2 separate regions of the Homo sapiens genome follow, and region 2 is linked to region 1. Evidence: chromatin contacts called from ENCODE Hi-C or POLR2A ChIA-PET data. All regions are on one chromosome and are shown on one strand. The core of a region is the stretch at or near the end of the contact, and the rest is flanking DNA. Distances in the headings are between cores, read along the strand shown. Region 1 overlaps DDAH1 (dimethylarginine dimethylaminohydrolase 1). Region 2 overlaps ZNHIT6 (zinc finger HIT-type containing 6).

Region 1 (2,700 bases), core at 187-2,686:
TAATTGTGTGACTTTGGGAAAGTCACATATGCCCTGTGAGCCTCAATTCCCTCAGCAGTAAAATGGGATGGGAATGCTATACCTATCCTCCACAGGGTAACTCTGAAGATTATTTAAAAAAAACCCCAAAACAGATAATGTACATAAAATGCTTAGCACAAGCTTCTAGCAGATATTAAATGTGTAATAAAAGTCGGTTCACTTCCCTCTTTGTTTCTTGCAAGTCACTTGACATATAGCAGGTGACCAAAATATGTTTGCACTAACTGGTTCATTTCTTCATTCCTTTCACCTTTTTAAACGCTACAGAGAACCTCAGGAGGGCACTGTGATGAACTGTGTGGTCAATCACATGGGTAAACAATTGAATTCCCTCAGAGAAACAAGGTATGGTCTATGTCCAGAAACAGAAATACAACTCATTATTTTTAATGTGAAAAAACATGGCTAAAATCAACAAGGCCAAGGTTTGTCTGTTTTTCAAAGCCATACAGAAGGGCACTATACTCTGTGGTCCTAACTCAAATGACTCTGGATGACAAAGTAAGACAACAGGGGGTTGGATCTGGAATTACCTGCAGAGTATGTGGCACCTAAGGGCATTCACAGAAAGAAAGAAAAGAAAAACTTTTGTGTATATCAAACCGAACACATAAGCCTCTGTCAGGTTGTGACCCCAATTTAGTAAAATAGTCCATAAACCCAATGGGCAGATTGACTTCTTCATAGTAGAGTGGGGCTGCCTCGATATGCAAGGTGGCAGTTAGGATTTGTGAAACTTCTAGACAATAGCTTTTGGTCAGTCTCACAAACGTGCTTTTTTCCAGGTGCAGGGAATGGGATTCCACTATGTCTAAATCTCTGTTTATTATGTGCTGTTGAGGGTGGACCAAGATGGCCAGTCTGCTCATGTTTGCAGTCAGAACTGGACGGTCATCCTGTCACATGAATTGGACCTAGTTTACCCAAGAAGTTCAGAATTTCTTCCAGACAACTGGGGAGGCAGTTCTCTGAGCCAGAGGTTTACTAAGTAGGACCCCAGTGGTTTGAGGACCTCAGAGAGATCCTTAGAACATGTATACACAACCACTGCTACCTGGTCAACCTAGACACAAACAAAACAAAATCTAGAAAATCTATTACTCACATTGACTTACTTTTCTAAGCAATTGGGAAAACTGTGTGTGGCATATTTTGGCCCACACATTCAGGCTAAGTGCTCCCACCACTCATAATCACCAGATAACTGCCAGTTGGCTTTCCATTTTAATTTGTGATCTGCAGAAGCTTCATTGTACTCTTTACCCACAGATAAATAAATCACCCATGTCTCTTAGTACCAGATGAATTGAAAGAGAAAGAAACATGGCAAGACTACATCTCTTAGGCCTGACTTTATTCACTGGATCTAGCGGTCTGGGCAAATTCCCCACCTCTCAGTGTGACTCATGCATGTCCGGAGGTGACTACAAAGCAAAAGCATGGAATGTCATACATTCCAGAGGAAGTGTTCTCAGGGATTGTTATCAGTGCTGACTTCTTGTTTACCAGTGAGGAAACAAACTAAAATCTCCAAGGTTGTGCCCATCTCAGAAAGTACCACGTGTCACTGAAGTGACAGGGCCTGTCCAGTTGACTTCAGCTGTTTCCATGCTCTGCCCTATCCCCCAACCTCACCTCCTTGAGTGAACAATCCTCTCCCCTACTTGGTTCCTATTTGAATTGTTCTTCAGTTACTGGCATGTATTTGAAATTGTAATCACTCTTCATTCTTTAATGCTTCTTCCTTTTCTGAGCCTTATTTTTTATCATTTAAAGCTTCTGGTGGGGACATTCCTATACTTACTAACATAAAGGCCAGTACCTACTTTAGAATTATTTGAGGACAGTTTCAATTTTTCATTACTGGGAGGAAAGGAATTATAATATCTTTAGTGGGGAAATAATTTAATGCTGAGAATATATGAAGTAATTCATTGATAAATTCTACTGAGAGTTACTCTTAAAATAAATGTCTTAACAAAACCCCAACAAAGCTACCTTAGGAGAAGCTTTTCAATTAATTTATCAAGACTCCACGGTTATCATTTTAAGACAGATTTAAGAATATGCCCAAAGAAATGACTTTTAATAATGAACAGGCCCCATTTGGAGCAGTGAGTAGTTCTGCTTAACTGAAAAAAATTACAAAAGTTATGTCAGGTGTAGCCTTTCTAAATAAAAGGGATGTATGAAGTGGTAACTGTAGATAACAAACAAGAAATATGCTTTTCCCCCTTGAAAATGCTAAAGGTGCTTATTATAAACACAAAGAGATTTTGTCTTTCGAGGCAAAGAACAGATTTCTCCTTTCCTGTTGGAGTAATTATTTTCCTTTCTCTTGTATGTTGTTATTGTCTGAATAAGCTTACCATTTATTTGTAGCTGGGTTTAGGAGACACATGTATGTACACAAGACAGGGTGCTGGCCATTCAGCAGGGAACATGCAGAGAAAGATGCAGGAAGGCTGTGTTGCTCTTGAACATCTTTCCCTTTTTACACCCTAATGGGCACTGTGAGGATGTGTTAACACATCCTGTCTGGTAGGGTATCACCTCAAAGAGCTCAGGCTCCTGAGGACTGAGCAACAGTGAGGCCAAGGAACAGGTTCTGTTTCCCCTTTGTGGATGCACAGAGGCTTTGTTAAAAGATGAGCACCA
Region 2 (2,700 bases), core at 90-2,589, 350 kb after region 1:
GTTTATAGGCTGGATGCGGTGGCTCACACTTGTAATTCCGACATTTTGGGAGGCAGAGAGGGGAGGATTGCTTGAGGCCAGGAGTTTGAGACCTGCCTGGGCAACATAGTGAGGCCTTGCCTCTACAAAACTAAACAAGATTAGCTGGGCGTGATGGCCTGAGCCTTTAGTCCCACCTACTTGGAGGCTGAGGTAGGAGGATCACCTGAGCCCAGGAGGTTGAAGCTGCAGTGAGCGGAGGTCCGCACCACTGCACTCCAGCGTGGGCAACAGAGCAAGATCCTGCCCCCACTCCCCTCCAAAAATAAAGAAAAAGAAAAGAACAAGTTTTAATATGAAACAGTAACACAAAAACTTTATGCAAATTAATTCCAATGAGTACACATATATACTTCTAAAATAATGTATTTTCTGAGTGATACACTATAATGTTAATAGTAGTAATCTTTGCATGGTAGAATTTTGGGTCATTTTTCACTTCCTTAACAACCACCCAGCTGAAGAAATAGGAAACTTTCAGCCGTCTAATTCTCCTCGGATCCCTCTCCTCAATACTTGCTTTGCTGCTAAAGAAACCATCATCAGGATTTCTATGTTAATAATTTCCCTTAGAGTTAGTTCTATCACCTTTGTAGGTATTCCCAAAAGTACACTATTTAGTTTTCTGGCTTTTTTCCCCCATATTTACAATCATGTTCTCTACATTCTTCCTTAACTTGCTTTTCTTATATTATTTCTGAGATTCATCCATGTTGATGTGCATAGCTGTAGTTCATTTTTAGTGATGTTTAGCATTTCATTGTATAAATACACCACAATTTAGTTATCCATTCTACTACTGACATTAAGTTAACAGTTTATTTTAAATACACAGCCTTCAAATTAAAACAAATCAGTGATTGAAAGATAGCAGTGATACCTTTTTTCTATGTACTCAGCTTGACTTTGAGGAAACTGGAGCTTCACATGCCAACAAAACTGTTGTTTTCTAAGAGAGAAAATAATCATGTGAGAATCAAGGTAGATAATAAAAGTCTGGATGCAAATTGAACTTTCTAAATTTTCACTTTAAGATAATTCCAAAATTATTCTTAGACTTTAACATATATTTTCTATTAAGAGCTAATTTCTCTTGCAAGGGTTATTAAGAAAGAAAAAAAAGGGAAGCAGTTCTAAATTCCAAGGACTTCACATTTCTGAATCAGAAAGCAATTTCTCATAGTTCAGGGGCTTTTGGGAGCAGTGTGCTACTATTTGAAGTTTACAAATAAATTTCCTCATGACTAAATACAATGAGCTGATGTCTTTGCTTGACTAGTCTGGAAATTAGGTGAATGAAGTATTGTCCGGTTGAGTCCAGCTGGCTGGAGATACACTTCTGAGGCATGAGTACGTGCATTCAGTAGCAAAACAGGAGACAACAAGCTGGTTGCTAAGCAGAATGCACTTTGAGCTACAGTCTTTTTGCTTTCAGGTCTAAACTTTGGTTTGACATAGCATCAACAGCAATAACTCACTAAATGTCTGATTTTAGAAAAATGACTATATTTAATATATCTAAATTTAGAGACATTGACATGATTCCTTCTTTAAAAATTCTAATGCTCAAAATATTGAATCCAATACAGAAATTTAAATGTCTTCACTACATGATGATTTTACACAATGTTTTCCTTACTTAGAAGAAATTTCTAACAATCCATTAGAGCAAGTTAATGACTACCGATATCTCCTTAAAATCTATCCCATAGCAGTAGGACCCCAAAATCTAAAATAATTTTCTTTTAATACAATCTATCTTTCACCAAACATCTATATGATTTAGTAGAATTTCTGTCAGAAGACAAAGAACATAATTTTATTGAGAACAAAGTTGAAAAGTACCCTTTACTAATCTAAAGGACAGATGTCTAAAATCTCAGAGGAAAAAACATTTAAAAATTTGAATGCAAAAGCAACAGTTACTAGTTTTAAATAAATAATTCTTCCAAAATAAAACATTTTGCAATATTCATTATCTGTGAAATAGGAATACCATAATAGCATTATCACAAGGCTGACTTTTTTTTTTTAATAAGAAATAAACAGATTTTGTTCATCTTTTTTTTTTTTTTTGAGACGGAGTTTCGCTCTGTTGCCCAGGCTAGAGTGCAGTGGCATGATCTCGGTTCACTGCAAGCTCCGCCTCCCGGATTCACACCATTCTCCTGCCTCTCTCCTGAATAGCTGGGACTACAGGTGCTCGCCACCACGCCCGGCTAATTTTTTTTTTTTTTTTTTGGTATTTTTAGTAGACACAGGGTTTCACTACGTTCGCCAGGATGGTCTCGATCTCCTGACCTCGTGATCCACCTGGCTCGGCCTCCCAAAGTGCTGGGATTACAGGCATGAGCCACCGCACCCGGCCTCATTTTGTTCATCTTAATGCATAATATAGTTTCTTCCTAAATGTATGTTTTTTCAGGTTAACTTAGGGAAAAAAAGGATTACCAACTTGCCATCTTATGGAATTGTAAACCATACTCAATCACCCCAATTCTTGCTTGAGTAATTTCAAAAACCATTCGCCTTTTAACATTTAATACACCCTGAATACATTCAGAAAGCACTTAACATTCCAAACACAGAGAGAAAAGCCCTCGGAAATCATTTTATTTGTTGTAGTTAACTAGCTCTACTTATAACAAAGTCATTCATTGC

The links. Hi-C counts contacts between places; a loop is a spot of excess contacts on that map. ChIA-PET counts read pairs that join two places held with the same protein, here RNA polymerase II (POLR2A). Pooled maps may share reads with other maps.
Region 2: a map of G401 shows a loop between it and region 1 (4-fold over the local background). The contact joins two enhancer-like sites. A Hi-C loop is called at or near these places in 4 of 168 maps with a recorded cell type or tissue (G401, HepG2, IMR-90 and 1 more) and 2 of 50 pooled maps. POLR2A ChIA-PET finds 5 or more read pairs at or near these places in 3 of 52 experiments (AG04450, WTC11 and activated CD4-positive, alpha-beta T cell).

The regions. Positions count from the first base shown.
Region 1 is chr1:85,327,660-85,330,359 of GRCh38, forward strand. All of the region lies in intron 4 of DDAH1 (dimethylarginine dimethylaminohydrolase 1), which reads right to left. Among named protein-coding and RNA genes, the nearest start is that of BCL10, 52 kb to the left of the region's middle. RefSeq lists enhancers at 436-605, 1,081-1,659. Within about 2 kb of position 1,437, at least 11 of the 41 ENCODE cell types and tissues checked have a DNase peak (open chromatin) inside an H3K27ac peak, as active enhancers do; they include IMR-90 and mammary epithelial cell, where a contact is called at or near this core.
Region 2 is chr1:85,679,917-85,682,616 of GRCh38, forward strand. ZNHIT6 (zinc finger HIT-type containing 6) reads right to left here. Exons shown (of 10, transcript NM_017953.4): 6 at 920-988. Among named protein-coding and RNA genes, the nearest start is that of ZNHIT6, 27 kb to the right of the region's middle. Within about 2 kb of position 1,340, at least 3 of the 41 ENCODE cell types and tissues checked have a DNase peak (open chromatin) inside an H3K27ac peak, as active enhancers do; they include IMR-90 and mammary epithelial cell, where a contact is called at or near this core.